Linked DNA regions of Homo sapiens: regions 2, 3, 4 and 5 are each linked to region 1. Evidence: chromatin contacts called from ENCODE Hi-C or POLR2A ChIA-PET data. All regions are on one chromosome and are shown on one strand. The core of a region is the stretch at or near the end of the contact, and the rest is flanking DNA. Distances in the headings are between cores, read along the strand shown. Region 1 holds the start of LINC00398 (long intergenic non-protein coding RNA 398). Region 2 holds the start of UBE2L5 (ubiquitin conjugating enzyme E2 L5). Region 3 holds the start of LINC00426 (long intergenic non-protein coding RNA 426). Region 4 overlaps LOC124903145 (a long non-coding RNA gene). Region 5 has its middle 22 kb from the start of LINC00426.

Region 1 (2,700 bases), core at 56-2,555:
CTGTTATTATCCCCCAGCCCCATCTTCCTCATTCCCCGACTTCGCCTCCTCCCCACCTCCTTCAGTCAGAAGTCCTCAACCCGACTCCCTGTGAAGGCCCGTGGGATGGCCTTGGGGGACCTGCACTCTAACACTGGACATGTGCAAATCCTGGGAAGATGCTTACAGTTATCAGCATCCTCTCAAAAGAGGTTCATCACCTGAAAAAGTCAAGGACACTGGCTTCTATAGGATGAGCCAACCAGTTAGGTTGCATCCTCCGGGAAAGGCTCCCAGATAGAGTTATGTGTGCAGAGGGGCTATAGCTGAGTAACTCCTGTGGAGGGGCCAGGGGAGAAGTAAGCCAGCCCCACAGAGAGCTCTGGAGCACAGACCACCCAGGAGAGGAATCCCGTGGTGGGCAGAAATGCCAGGCCTTTGGGCCACTGCCTTGCTCTTATGTGGGCCTGGGCCAGCCCAAGGAGGGCACAGTCCTTTTTGAAAGCTGAAGCTTAGTCTGACGAGCTGTGAGTGGACAGCTGTCAGTAGCCACGCTCCTTGTAGCTGGGCCTGGAATCCTTCCTGGAAGGGGAGTGCGGTGCCTGCTGCATGGCCCTGGGCAGCTGCTGTGCACAGCTGCTGGCGGACCCTCACCAAGGTCCATCAGACCTGCCAAGGCAAACCTGAATCCTATATGTGACTCCATCTAAGCCAAGCTGGGACTCTTCCACTCTTAACTTGGAAAATGTGCATTCCCAGCTGCTAGGTCCTGAACTTGACCTGGGGAAGAGAACGACAAGGCCATGCTTGGGCAGGAGAAGCTAGGTGTAGGCAAGGGAATCTTTACCTTATGAATGGGTTGTATACATGTTGCTTGTTGTTTAGAGAGTGGAATACATTTTGTCCTGGAAATCCTACTATAAATGGGGGGATGCGTACCTGGGCCTTCTTGCAAAAGCCTGTTAAATTCCTAATGATGTTGAAATGGTGGGAAGGGTCATCCAGGGAGGACCTCCACGCCCGCCCATCTCCTCTGGGTTGCCCGGGCAATCCTGCAGGAGCCGAGGCTGGACGCAGCTGACCCCAACAGACAGGAGAAACAAGCCAGCACCACCGGAGAGAACCAGGCTGAAAGGGTGACCCAGGGCTTCCGTGGCCTAGAATGAGAGAGACATCGCATGGCGCAAGGTTCCAAGTAGGGTTCGCGGCGGGGAGGGCCCCTGCCGCAAAGGGACTCAGTGTTGTGCGAGGGAGGTGAAGTCGCTTCTTGATCAGCCGTATTTCTTGCCTACACTTGACACCGTCACCAGCCCAGGCGCCTTTCCGGTCACCCTCACGGAAAGGCTCATCCACGCTGGAAGGAGGGAACCTCCTCGTTAACCTCTAGCATGCCGGTGCCTGCCACCCCAGGGCGCGGGAGCCCGCAGGAGCAGGCGTGTGGACGTCCTGAGAGCTGCCACTAGATGGCGCGTCTGCCCTGCCTACTCAGGAGCCCCGCTCAGGGCACCGGGTGCGGGAGCCCGGCTAATTGCCCTCTAATGAGAAGGCTGCTCCCAAAGTGCCCTCCTCGCAGGGAAAGCCCCAGGCTCCTATCAAAGGGAATGGCTTATTTATCCTCTAACGTGAAGAAACTTCCACACAGCATCAATTAAACACATTAAATGTGACCAGAGTGAGAAAACATCTAAAGGATAGAATATTGAATTGTTGCCACTGACAAATATCAAACCACCCATTCTGGTCTCGGTGGCGTGTACAGTTGACCTTGAACAACACAGGTTTGAACTGTGTGTGTCCAGTTAGAGGTGGACCTTCTTCTGCCTCTGCCACCCCTGAGAAGCGGGACCAACCCCTCCTCTTCCTCCTCCTCCTCAGCCTACTCAGAAGACCACAAGGCTGAAGGCCTTCATGGCGATCCACTTCCACTTAATGAGTAGTCGATATACTTTCTCTTCCTTATGATTTTTTAAATAACAATTTCTTTTCTTTAGCTTACTTTATTGTAAGAATATAGTATATAATACATTAACATACAAAATATGTGTGAATCGACTATTTATGTTATCAATAAGGCTTCCAGTCAACAGTAGGCTATTAGTAGTTCAGTTTGGGGGAGTCAAAAGTTGTATATAGATTTTAAACTGTGTGGGGATTGGCACCCCTAAAGCCTTCATTACTCAAGAGTCAACTGTAGGTGGGCCCTGGGAAGGTTCTCAATTTTTTTTTTTTTTTGAGACAGAGTCTGTTTCTGTCACACAGGCTGGAGTGCGGTGGTATGATTTCAGTTCACTGCAACTTCCGCTTCCAGGATTCAAGCAATTCTCCTGCCTCAGCCTCCGAGAAGCTGTGACTACAGGTGCGTGCCACCATGCCCGGATAATTTTTGTATTTTTAGTGGAGACGGGGTTTCGCCATGTTGGCCAGGCTCGTCTCAAACTCCTGACCTCAAGTGATTCACCAGCCTTGGCCTCCCAAAGTGCTGGAATTAAAGGTGTGAGCCACTGTGCCTGGACGGTTCTCAAATTTTCTGAGATCAGATGGAGTCTGCCCCTCCACCTGGCAGGCTGAAGGCTGGGGCTTGCAGAGATGTGGTGTCTGTTACCCCAGACACTGCAGGTGACCTTGCCTCTTACTAACTTTTCTTATCAGTACCATTTGGACCCTCACACTCATGAGGATGTGGGTGATAATGTGGAGGTTAAATAATATGGTCACTGATGA
Region 2 (2,700 bases), core at 201-2,700, 380 kb after region 1:
GAACATACAAATCCCAGGGCGTTAAGCTACATAAAGTAACTGGGACATGGTTTAGTGAAAACGGTTTCCATCAGAACCTGTCTGTGCATCTGCTGGCATGAAGGTATATCCCTACCACTATTTCTGGTTTAATTTAGGAAAACATGCATTGCATCGTCTTTCAATTTTATGCAAGTGTATCAGATGTGGCCTGAAGGCCAAATTTTTGTGAACTGGAATTGCATCTTTCTATTACCCTACCTTCCCACCGTAAGGATGCCTCATTCTGGTTTTTGAGTGATCTTTAATGAGCACTGGCCAATTTTAAATATATGATTCCCCGGCCTTTCAGTTTATTTTATTTTTTTGAGACAAGGTCTGGCTGTAGTGCAGTGGTGCTATCTTGGCTCACTACAACCTTCACTTCCCAGGCTCATGCCATCCTCCTGTCTCAGCCTCCCTAATAGCTGGAACTACAGGTGTGCACCACCACACCCAGCTAATACTGTATTTTTTTAGAGATGGAGTTTCACTATGTTGCCCAGGCTGCTCTTGAACTCCTGGACTCAAATGATCCTCCTGCCTCAGCCTCCCAAAGTGCTGGGATTACAGGCGTTGAGCCACCACACCCGGCCCTAGTTTATTTTAAAGGAAAATAGAGTAAACTCTCCGGGGGAAGAACCTCCAGTTTAATAACACTCCATATTGTATCTGCTTTATTGTAATTGTATTTGGAGATTTTCCAGATGGAACTTCTCTGTATAGAAGCCTTAAACCTGCTGTGTTTCAGAGCAGAAGTTATCCATGTCTGTCTGTCTCTGACACACATGCACAAAAACTAGATATGTGATTTACTATACATGACATGATAAACAACATTCTAAAGCAGTAAGTTTAGAACAACAAACTGAGTTTTGTCATTGCTATTATTTAATGATTTTATCATGTTACTTTATGTAGAATGGCTATGGAATAATTAATTAGGTTTTGTTGTGGTTTTTAATATCTCCACAGTCTAAATAATAAACCATTTTCCCGATATTGGCACCGCTTTAGAAGAGATTTTCTTATCTATTTTTTGACAGAGTTAAAAAGGTGCCTCTCCCTCTGTGTCCTAATTTTTGCAACGTGTGTGCATTTATTACGTGTCACCAAGCGAGGCAATGCTAACCTAGCAAAGCAGAAATCATCACCAGAGCAAATTAATGCAATGTCACCCGCTGACCGATGTTAAACGCAGCAGAGACTCACAAGCATCCTTGTGAATGGATTAAAAAGGCACTTACAGGGATGACCCGCAAAGATCCTAGTTTCAAGACACAACAAAAAGCCTCCAGGAAGTGAAGCCAGCAGGTTCTAATCTCATTTATTTTCACGGCTATGTTTTTTTAATTGTAGTTTTCCACTGTAAAACCAAAGAGCATCAAAGGAGAACAGCTTTCCCTCTCCCGGAAGCCTCACGGAGCGGAGTTCCCTGAGCTGCGCGGCCGCCGGTCACGGGGAAGTGCCCCGCGCGCGGAGCTCCCCAAGCGCCCAGCCCTGCCTGCGCCGCAGCCGCCACCACCGCTGCCACCACCGCCGCCGCGGCCAGGGAGCTGCGCTGGGCGGGGCTGGGCTGGGCTGGGCTGGGCTGGGCTGGGCTGGGAGGGGCGGGGCGGGGCGGGGCGGGGCGGGCGTCCGTAGTTATTTATTTATTTAGCGGCTGCAGAAAAGCTCTGCGGCGCTCGCGAAACCCGAAGACTTGCAGGTAGCCAGGCGCTCCCACTCGTCCAACAGCTCCCGGGCTGGCTTGGGAGAAACTAAGGAACTTGCTTCGCCCCCCCGCCGCTCCCTGGGGCCGCTCGCCACCCGCGGAACTTGCCATCCCCGCTCTTCCCCACTTTCTACCCCCACCTCCGCCCGCCCCACCTTCCCCTTTCCCCGCTTTCCCCTCTCCCACCTCCTCCTTCTCTCCCCTCCCACATCCCCGGTCTCCCACTTCCCCCTCCTTCCCGACCCACCTCTCCCTCCTCCCCGCCCCACCTCTCCCTCCTCCCCGCCCCACCTCTCCCTCCTCCCCTTCCTCCTCCTCCCCCCCGCTCCTCTCCTTACCACCTCCTCCGCCCTCCCCCACCTCCTCCCCGGTCCCTTCTCCACCCCCTCTTTCCCCACTCCGCTCCCCGGGCGGCGGGCGGCTCCCTGGCTCCGGCGTGTACAGATTTGGGCAGAATGTGGTTCCAAGGCTCTCGGTCAAGAATTCGGAGGAGGAAAGTTTGCTGGCGGCGCCGCGGCTCACACCACTCCCCGCCCTGGGGGCGGTCCTCGAGGCCGGGCCCCGCCGCCCGTGCTTCCCTTCCCGGAGCCTTCGCTCTTCCCCGGGAAGGCCCGGCCTTACATAAGGGCCCGTGCGCCCGCCCCAGCCCTGTGGGCAGCGCGCTCTTGCTCTGCTCAGTTTAACGAAGATTCTGCTCCTGAAACTTAGTACAGATAAAAAGGGCAGCGGTCCGTTTCATTTTAGACAGGAAAATGAGGGCGCAAAAGGGGACTGAGGGAGAGAGGCCAGAGAACAAGACAGCAGGTTCGTGCTGGTGGCAGGTGGATGGGTAGAAGGTTCCTTGAGAGCGGAATTTCCTATTTGGATGCCTGTGCAGAGGGAAGTGGCTGTAAAGATCAAGTAGCTTTGATAACGCCAAGGTAGCCTGGACAACAGAAGCCCAGGGAAGGAAAGGGGGCGGGACTTAT
Region 3 (2,700 bases), core at 93-2,592, 430 kb after region 1:
TCAATATTTTCAATTTACAATGGCTTTTATAGGGATGTCACTCCACCGTAGGTCGAGGAGAATATGTAGTCAAGTTGCCTGGTCATGAGCACATTTTAGGTCAAGGTGTGTTTTACGCAGCTTCTAGGGTTTGCTCCTTCCTTTTGAGTTTGAGCCTGGGGGTGTGGGTTGAGGATAAAGAGTAGGTGTGGGCCAGGAGTGGTGGCTCACATCTGTAATCCCAGCACTTTGGGAGGCCGAGGTGGGAGGATCTCCTGAGCCCAGGGGTTCGAGATCAGTCTGGGGAAGGGACGAGACCTTGTCTCTACAAAATTAAAATAAAAATAAATAAATTAGCCAGGCCTGGTGGTGCATGCCTGTAGTCCCAGCTACTCAGGAGACTGAAGCAGGAGGATCACTTGAGCCCAGGACTTTGAGGCTGCAGTGAGCTATGATCACGCCACTGCACTCCAGCATGAGCAATAGAGTGAGACCCTGTCTGTATTGAGAGAGAGAGAGAGAGAGAGAGAGAGAGAGAGAGAGAGAGAGAGAGACACACACAGAGAGACAGACAGAGAGAGAACAAAGAGCAGGTGTGATCGGAGCTCAGGAAATCCTCCCTCTGGTAAGTAGTCTCAGCCTTCTATTGAGGCTGCCACCACAGTGCCATCCACAGCTTTTGCAGACCATGACATACGCAAACTGTTGTAAAATTTTGGCAGTGCTCATAGTCTCAGAGCCAAGCTTTGAAACAGAGAGGCAGCAGGAGACAGTGGGAGGAGGGTGGGATTAGAGACAGAAGGTCTCCGGGTTTGAATCTTTTCTCTCTATTGGCTGGTTGTGTGACTCTTGTCTCAGCTTCTTGGGCTGTACAAAGAGAAAACTAACACCTGCCTTAGAGACTTGTGATGATTTAATGTAGAGTGTGTGACATGTTATTGGATATTAGCAATTGCTGATATTTATAATGAAGAGCACTGGAAGCTGTCACAGTTCTCATAGTTTATTTTGCATTTGCTCCTCAGCATCCTCTGCTCATCTCAGTGTCTGTGTGGTCTTAGTGGGATGCTGACTATATTAATACTTGTAAACTTTACTCATTTTCCATCTCAAATGGGACAAGGGATAAAAATTATTTTTTATATTGTATATTTATTTAGTAAGTGAGCACTTTCCATTTTAGGCACTGGAGACACAGAAATGAAAGAGACAACGTGCCCTCAAGGATCTCACAGTGTGTGGTGAGGTGGACACACACACACATATCTAAGCACATGACAGTGAGAGGCACGTGGTCACGAGGTTGTGACGTGGAGCTGAGAGCTCAGAGGAAGGGCTTTGGATCAAGTGTGGTCAGACCACACTCGGCCATGAAAGTCTTTGAAGGTGGGGAAGGGGTGAAGATGGTGAGGGGATTCCACGGCTGGGAGAGGTACACTCCCTACACGTTCTAACCAACTGGCCGTGGGGAGGAAGCTGGAGGTCAGGACACAGGTAGGGCCTGGGTTTTTGCCTCATGTGACTGGGTGGATGGTCACAATTCGGCCATGCTGTCTTTGAACTCAACACCACCAAAATCATAGGATATTCCTAGTAATGTTGATTTCCACTAGATTACTTTTGTTACCAGAGTTTTAAGGGCAGAAGTCTTTGTCCCTTTTTTTCTCTAACAGGAAGCCATTCTGGGCCATTTATTTGCCGTTAACTTACACAGCCCACTGGAGAGTGGAGGGGTGTGAATGTGGGAGCCTGGGTGAGGGCTGCACCGGACTGTCACCAGGACAGTCCTCAATGCTGCCTGACTTAGCCACATTGCCAAAAACATACACCCATAGGTTATGAAATATTCAATACTGTATTGTATGGGAGAAATACAAAGAGGAGAAAGAACTGGGTTGAAAAGGTGGTCTGGTCAGGTATCTCAACCCACTGGCTTATAGACCAGGAACCACTCTAGACAATGCATGTAAGGAACAGAAATGGGAAACAAAAACATTTAAATTGTATTTTTCTCTGATTGCAATAAACTTGGAGGAAAGCTATTTTCTTACTTTGAGCTTTTCTTCCAATTATGATGAATGCAGAGATTAATTACAAAGGACCCGGATAAACTAAAACTCATCTACAGCATTTTTTTTTTTTTTGAGATGGAATCTCGCTCTGTTGCCCCGGCTGGAGTGCAGTGGCGCGATCTCGGCTCACTGCAAGCTCCGCCTCCCGGGTTCACGCCATTCTCCTGCCTCAGCCTCCTGAGTAGCTGGGACAACAGGCACCTGCCACCACGCCCAGCTAATCTTTTTTGTATTTTTAGTAGAGACGGGGTTTCACCTTGTTAGCCAGGATGGTCTCCATCTCCTGACCTCGTGATCTGCCTGCCTTGACCTCCCAAAGTGCTGGGATTACAGGCGTGAGCCACCGCGCCCGGCCTCTACAGCATATTTTAAAAGGCAAAAAGGTATTTTAAAATTCATGTTGGAAGACGTGGGCTCTAGCTGGGGCTGAGACAGATGATTCAACTATATTTTTTATTTTACTGCGCACTGAGGGTTGAAGCTGAAGAGCATGCATGCTTACCATTGTGTGTGCACATGTGTGTATGTGTGTCTTACACCAAAGACTGAAATCTCAAAAAAGCCCCAGGGAGCAGGTGTAACTATTATGCTACAAATGAACAGGTGTATTGTGGATCGCTGTTATATAGTTCTTTTCTTCAAACATACC
Region 4 (2,700 bases), core at 105-2,604, 470 kb after region 1:
AGGTGGCAGGGGAGGGGTGGTGGTGAAGAAGCTGATGGGAAGTGGTGTTGAGCCCCAGCTGTGCCCTATTGTGGTGGTGTGAATTTGAGGAAATATATATATATATACACACACACACACACACACACACACGTACATATATATTTACACAAATTTCTTTATATATATATATATATATATTTTTTTTTTTTTTTTTTTTTTGAGACAGAGTCTCACTCTGTTGCCCAGGCTGGAGTGCAGTGGCATGATCTTGACTCACTGCAGCCTCTGCCTCCTGGGCTCAAGTGATTCTCCTGCCTCAGCCTGCCAAGTAGCTGGGATTACGGTTGCATGCCACCATGCCTGGTTACTTTTTTGTATTTTTAGTAGAGACGGTTCACCATGTTGGCCAGGCTGATCTCGAACTCCTGACCTCAGTTGATCCACCTGCCTCGACCTCCTGAAATGCTGGGATTACAGGCGTGAGCCCCGCACCCGGCCAGTTGAGGGAGTTTCTTAAGCGACCTGAACATCCATATCTTAGTACATCAGTCGAACTACCATGATGATAACGATCAGACAGATTCTGTTTATGCTGTGTATAATAGAAAGCTGACTACGGTGGTGGACCCAAGTAAGGTCTTTTTCTCACACTTCTCAGGAAGTCCAGAGGTAGGCATTTTGGGGGGTGCTGGGAACATCTGTGACTCAGGTTGCTTCTTTCTTCCTGCTGCTTTCTCGAAGTGAAGCTTTTGTCTTCACACTGGCCTCTTCGTGGCCACACGATGGCTGCTCTACCTCCCACCTAACTCTGCATTCCAGGCAGGAAGGGAAAAAGGGGAAGCTCCTATACTAGGAAAGCAAAGCCATTCCCAGAAATCTCCAGCCAACTTCCAGCTAGAACCCCCTGGCCAGCATCTTAGCTACCAGTCTGATCAGACAAGCATTAGGGGGCACTTTGCCACCGTGAACAAAATTGGGATTTGTCAGAAAGGAAGAAGGTGAATGCAGATACTGGGTCCGTGCCTAGTAGCATCGGCCACAAATGTTGGTCGATTACCGGGCTCTGGGAGGTAAGAATGCGCTAACACACACAGATGTGCCCAGCTCTGTGCCGGACACAGAATGGACCCGCTACAGATGCTCTTCTTTCCACACCTCCACCCTGCTGATAATGTTTGATGGCTGTCCCCATCTTCATGGTTGGAAAATCTGTTGTAATTTGTGGTTTTACCACAAGGGGGCATGTAACCAGGAGGGAGTCAGAATCTTGGCTGTGCAGCCTTTGGTCCAACATGCACAGTGGAGGAGAAATCGATTGGATGTTTTGCAACAGGAAGCCCAGGGTGGACGCCAACTGGTAACTGGGCATCCAGACACGATATTGTGTTTCGTTGGAGAAAGTCAGTGTCTGGGCTAAAGTCCTTCCCCGACTACCCAAGTGGATTGCTCTCTTGTCCTCTGCGCTCCCAGAAGGATCGCTACCTAAGTTATTTGCACGGCTTTATGACATATCTTTGTTATTTCCCCGTGTTTACGTCCTGTGTCTCCGACCATGCTATGAACTCATTTAGGACAAGTCTGGCTTCTTGTCCCCTTTGTCCATGCTGTCCCTACCCCTGATCCTCTGACAGTCCAGTGCCTTGGGAGCCAGCCAGGTGAGCACCCTACAATGTACGCAATCCCTGCCCCTGCCTGACAGAACTCACATCTAAAAAAAAAAAAAATTGGGAAATAATGGGTCAAAGTAATGATCAGCAGTGGCTACTCACCTGAAAAAAAAAAAAAAAGCAACCATTTATCTTGTGCCTTCATAGAAGTACACACCTTTGATGAATTTGTCAAAAAATCAACCCTGAATCCAATCAAGCTTCTAGATATAACCACCAATTTACAGGACATAAAGGAGAGGAACATGTTAAATGATACCACAGAAATGCAATTAGCAAGAACCAGACTGTGGGAAACCCTACAGGACAAAATGACCCAGTTTCCTCAACAAATACATTGCCAGGAATCTAACAAATGTGGAAGACAAGCCCATAGATTAAAAGATGTTTAACAGAGATATCAACCAGTTGTGATATATATTTTATTTGGTTCCTGATCTGAACAAACTGTAGAAAAATATTTGAGGCAATTAAAGAAATTTAAAAACGGACATTGACCTTATCTATCTCCACTCCTCTTCAAATATAAGTTCCTAAAGTGTCCAGTTTACAAGTCAATTCACTCCTGGACAATCTAATATATATTTTAAACACTGGCCTGACTGAGAAATTATGTTTTTTTTTAGGTGTCATAATGATATTGTGATATGTTTTTTGAAAGAGTCCTTATCTTTTAAGGATGCATACTGAAATATTTTAGAGATAAAATGATATTAGGGATTTGCTTTAAAATAACACAGTATGGATGGAGGGGAATGGCTGGTTAATTCATTACAGATGAATTAAGACTAGCTAGCCAAGGACTCATGGTTGTGGAAGCTGGATGACAGACGCATAAAAGATCATTGTCTTAAACGCTCTAACTTTTGGTTATGTTTGAAATGTTCATAATAAAAAGAAAAGAAAAAGCTGAAAAAGGAAGAATCACTGGGCTAACCAAGCCATACCCATGGCTGACAGAGGTGGATTTACTATGGAACTGATGAAATGCAAGTGTGTGAGCCTGTCACCAGAGCAGGCCCCTCCCAAGGGAATTGTGCATTCATCATTT
Region 5 (2,700 bases), core at 167-2,666, 410 kb after region 1:
ATAAGGACAAATACTATGTGACTCTAGTTATATGAGTGTCTAGAGACAACAGCAGAATGGTGGTTACCAGCGGGTAGGGGAATGGAAAATGGAGAGTTAATGTTTAATTGGTCCTAGGCTTAGTACCTGCATGACGAAATAATCTGTACAACAAACCCCTGTGACATGAGTTTGCCGGTGTAACAAACCTGCACATGTACCCCTGAACCTAAAATAAAAGTTAAAAAAAAAAAAAAAAGAAAGAAAGAAAAGTGCCCTTTGCGGTTCCACACAGAGGCGCCAGCCTTGGGCTGAGAGAACTCACTGGTTTGATGGTTATTGGATCGCTCATTAGAGATAACCAAAGCTATTGTTCCTCCCTGATCTTGCCTCTGTAGTTGAGTCATCACCCTTAGAGGCAGAAGAAAGCAAATTATAGCAGGGCTTCTTCAGCATTGGGGTGGGGAAAGTATTAAAACATGCATGGTAAAGATGTCACCTTCTTGGTCGTGGAAAAGCCCTCCTGGGGTAAATCTGCATATATTTGCATATATATATGCACGCATACATCCTAACCTGAAGGGAACATCCAGCTCTTCTCACCTACAAAAAGATGAATCCTTCTGATGTCTCTTTTACAGGGTATGTGGACAATAAAAATTTAACTATTAATGTTGTAGAAATCTAAGGGAAAAAAATCGCAAAATGAACGTGCCATTTAAATTTTAAATTTAAAAACGTCATTTTTAGTGTAAATTCTTTATAGGTAGATAAGAGCATATCTTGAAGACTTTTTAGGAAGGGAGAAGGGGAAATAGTAAAAGGTAACGTCAATCCTAAATCTTTATTTGAAAAGGAGACTGGATCTGTTTTTTTCTCTAACATCAATCCTAAATCTTTATTTGAAAAGGAGACTGGATCTGTTTTTTTCTCTAACATCAATCCTAAATCTTTATTTGAAAAGGAGACTGGATCTGTTTTTTTCTCTAACATCAATCCTAAATCTTTATTTGAAAAGGAGACTGGATGTTTTTTTCTCTAACGTCAATCCTAAATCTTTATTTGAAAAGGAGACTGGATTTGTTTTTTTTTCTCTAATTGTGTGCTGGGCAGTAGTTCTACCTTACTGTACCAAGGGGACTAACAGGGTTTGGAGAAACTAGGCTTCATCTTTTTCCAGGATCATCAGACACTTTCCAGGGGGAAAATGGACTTTCACTTTGGAAAATATAAAATCGTGTTTGTTTTACCTTACGAAACAACTGGAGCCTCTGGAAGACGAGGCTGTACGGTGCGTTGTGTAACCCGCCTGGGGAATCACGTTGCACAGACAAGTCCCACAGGCTTTTACTGCAATAATAAGCTTGATCTTCTTATTCAAATACAAGTAACAACCACAGCCGGCTCCAAGTCACGTGTCCAGGTCACATGGCACACAGACGCAGAAGCCGACTGGCAATCATTAGCCAATGCTTACTACCAGGAAGAAAATCCTGGCATTAAAGACACGAACTCAGTTTTTATAAAACAACCAGGACTGCAAGAGAAGGCATTTGATGTGGGGGTAGGGTGTCATTCTTGTTAAGTGCTTTCCAAGGAAAGGAAAAGAGCCAACACACACTCCCTCCTTTCGCTCTTCTCCCAGAACTTTCCAAACTTGCCCAGCGTAGCCGCCTTTTCCAAACCTGGAGGAGTGCTGGGCTGCAGCATCCGCAGCTCAGGTCTGGGAGCGAGAGGGAGGGGCGGGCTGACTTGGCTCTGGGTCCTAGCCCTTGGGAAATGGAGGGCTGAATTCAGAGCTGAATTTAGTAGAAAGCCAAGTTTTCTCTTCCTTATGAAATTAATGCTTCTGGGTCGATGGAGTTTGGGGAGGGGCGAGGGGTGAGAAGAAGCACTGTGAGCTATGGGGTCCGTCTGGACTTTTTGTTAACATGAAAAACAACATCCAGAATGTGGCTTCTTTAAGTTTTTCTGTGGTAAGAACAGAAACTGCAAGGACTCTGCCTACCTGAATGTTTCCTTGTTCAGCCGTTTGAATTTAGAAAGAAGTTCTTTCACTTTCTCTAACTTGTATAGTGTTACTTTGTGCTTCCAAAAACTGCAGTGATCGAACTGAGTTTGTTTAATTTAGTGTGGAAGTGACAATAGTGGGTGTGAATGAAGAGTTTAGAATCTGCTGGAGGGAAGGGGTAAAGTACAGATAAAAGGCTTTAACGGAAAATTGACAGCCTTTTTTTTTTTTTTTTAACAATCTAGGCGTGTTTTATTTCACAATGCACAGAAAGTGCTTTACCCAAACACTGCAGAACAGACGCAGCCTTAAAAGAAAATCTATTGGTATAGTCAGGATTCTCAATCCTATTTCATTTCGCTCTTTTCAGAAAGAACAACCATACAAAGAATTTCACTGTGTCACTGAAATATAATTATTTCACAAAATTTAGTTAGGAAGTTTGGTTTTCTCCCTCTTCATCTTTTTCTCCATCCTACCCTCTTCAAAAAGCTAAAATACGCCTGTAATCTCAGCACTTTAGGAGGCTGAGATCAGGAGTTCGAGACCAGCCTGGCCAACATGGTGAAGCCCCATCTCTACTAAAAATACAAAAAAAATTATCTGGGCATGGTGGTGTGTGCCTGTAATCCTAGCTACTCGGGAGGCTGAGGCAAGATAATTGCTCAAACCCGGGTGGCAGAGGTTGCAGTGAGCTGAGATTGCGCCAC

What was found. Hi-C counts contacts between places; a loop is a spot of excess contacts on that map. ChIA-PET counts read pairs that join two places held with the same protein, here RNA polymerase II (POLR2A). Pooled maps may share reads with other maps.
Region 2: a loop to region 1 is called in a map of gastrocnemius medialis, with 5 times the contacts of the local background. The contact joins the promoter of UBE2L5 here to the promoter of LINC00398 in region 1. A Hi-C loop is called at or near these places in 4 of 168 maps with a recorded cell type or tissue (A673, chondrocyte, dorsolateral prefrontal cortex and 1 more) and 11 of 50 pooled maps. POLR2A ChIA-PET finds 5 or more read pairs at or near these places in 1 of 52 experiments (CD8-positive, alpha-beta memory T cell).
Region 3: a loop to region 1 is called in a map of naive thymus-derived CD4-positive, alpha-beta T cell, with 20 times the contacts of the local background. The contact joins the promoter of LINC00426 here to the promoter of LINC00398 in region 1. A Hi-C loop is called at or near these places in 1 of 168 maps with a recorded cell type or tissue (naive thymus-derived CD4-positive, alpha-beta T cell), 4 of 37 single-sample maps with no recorded cell type and 7 of 50 pooled maps.
Region 4: a loop to region 1 is called in a pooled map, with 5 times the contacts of the local background. The contact joins the enhancer-like site here to the promoter of LINC00398 in region 1. A Hi-C loop is called at or near these places in 2 of 168 maps with a recorded cell type or tissue (HCT116 and prostate gland), 3 of 37 single-sample maps with no recorded cell type and 9 of 50 pooled maps. POLR2A ChIA-PET finds 5 or more read pairs at or near these places in 1 of 52 experiments (naive thymus-derived CD4-positive, alpha-beta T cell).
Region 5: a loop to region 1 is called in a map of ascending aorta, with 4 times the contacts of the local background. The contact joins the enhancer-like site here to the promoter of LINC00398 in region 1. A Hi-C loop is called at or near these places in 20 of 168 maps with a recorded cell type or tissue (CD4-positive, alpha-beta T cell, CD4-positive, alpha-beta memory T cell, MCF 10A and 15 more), 14 of 37 single-sample maps with no recorded cell type and 34 of 50 pooled maps. POLR2A ChIA-PET finds 5 or more read pairs at or near these places in 2 of 52 experiments (HepG2 and activated T-cell).

Annotation. Positions count from the first base shown.
Region 1 is chr13:30,801,811-30,804,510 of GRCh38, reverse strand. LINC00398 (long intergenic non-protein coding RNA 398) reads right to left here and starts at 1,305. Exons shown (of 2, transcript NR_047012.1): 1 at 919-1,305. RefSeq lists a silencer at 1,411-1,530.
Region 2 is chr13:30,421,243-30,423,942 of GRCh38, reverse strand. UBE2L5 (ubiquitin conjugating enzyme E2 L5) reads right to left here and starts at 1,450. Exons shown (of 4, transcript NM_001355247.2): 1 at 1,266-1,450. LINC01058 (long intergenic non-protein coding RNA 1058) reads left to right here and starts at 1,699. Exons shown (of 2, transcript NR_125771.1): 1 at 1,699-1,726. RefSeq lists silencers at 1,488-1,777, 2,218-2,397.
Region 3 is chr13:30,372,556-30,375,255 of GRCh38, reverse strand. It overlaps LINC00426 (long intergenic non-protein coding RNA 426), which reads left to right and starts at 1,342. Exons shown (of 5, transcript NR_024464.2): 1 at 1,342-1,473.
Region 4 is chr13:30,333,790-30,336,489 of GRCh38, reverse strand. The region is part of intron 1 of LOC124903145 (a long non-coding RNA gene); the gene reads right to left. Among named protein-coding and RNA genes, the nearest start is that of LINC00427, 15 kb to the right of the region's middle. Within about 2 kb of position 1,354, at least 2 of the 41 ENCODE cell types and tissues checked have a DNase peak (open chromatin) inside an H3K27ac peak, as active enhancers do.
Region 5 is chr13:30,394,312-30,397,011 of GRCh38, reverse strand. No RefSeq gene overlaps it. Among named protein-coding and RNA genes, the nearest start is that of LINC00426, 22 kb to the right of the region's middle. Within about 2 kb of position 1,416, at least 40 of the 41 ENCODE cell types and tissues checked have a DNase peak (open chromatin) inside an H3K27ac peak, as active enhancers do; they include CD4-positive, alpha-beta T cell, ascending aorta, dorsolateral prefrontal cortex and 9 more, where a contact is called at or near this core.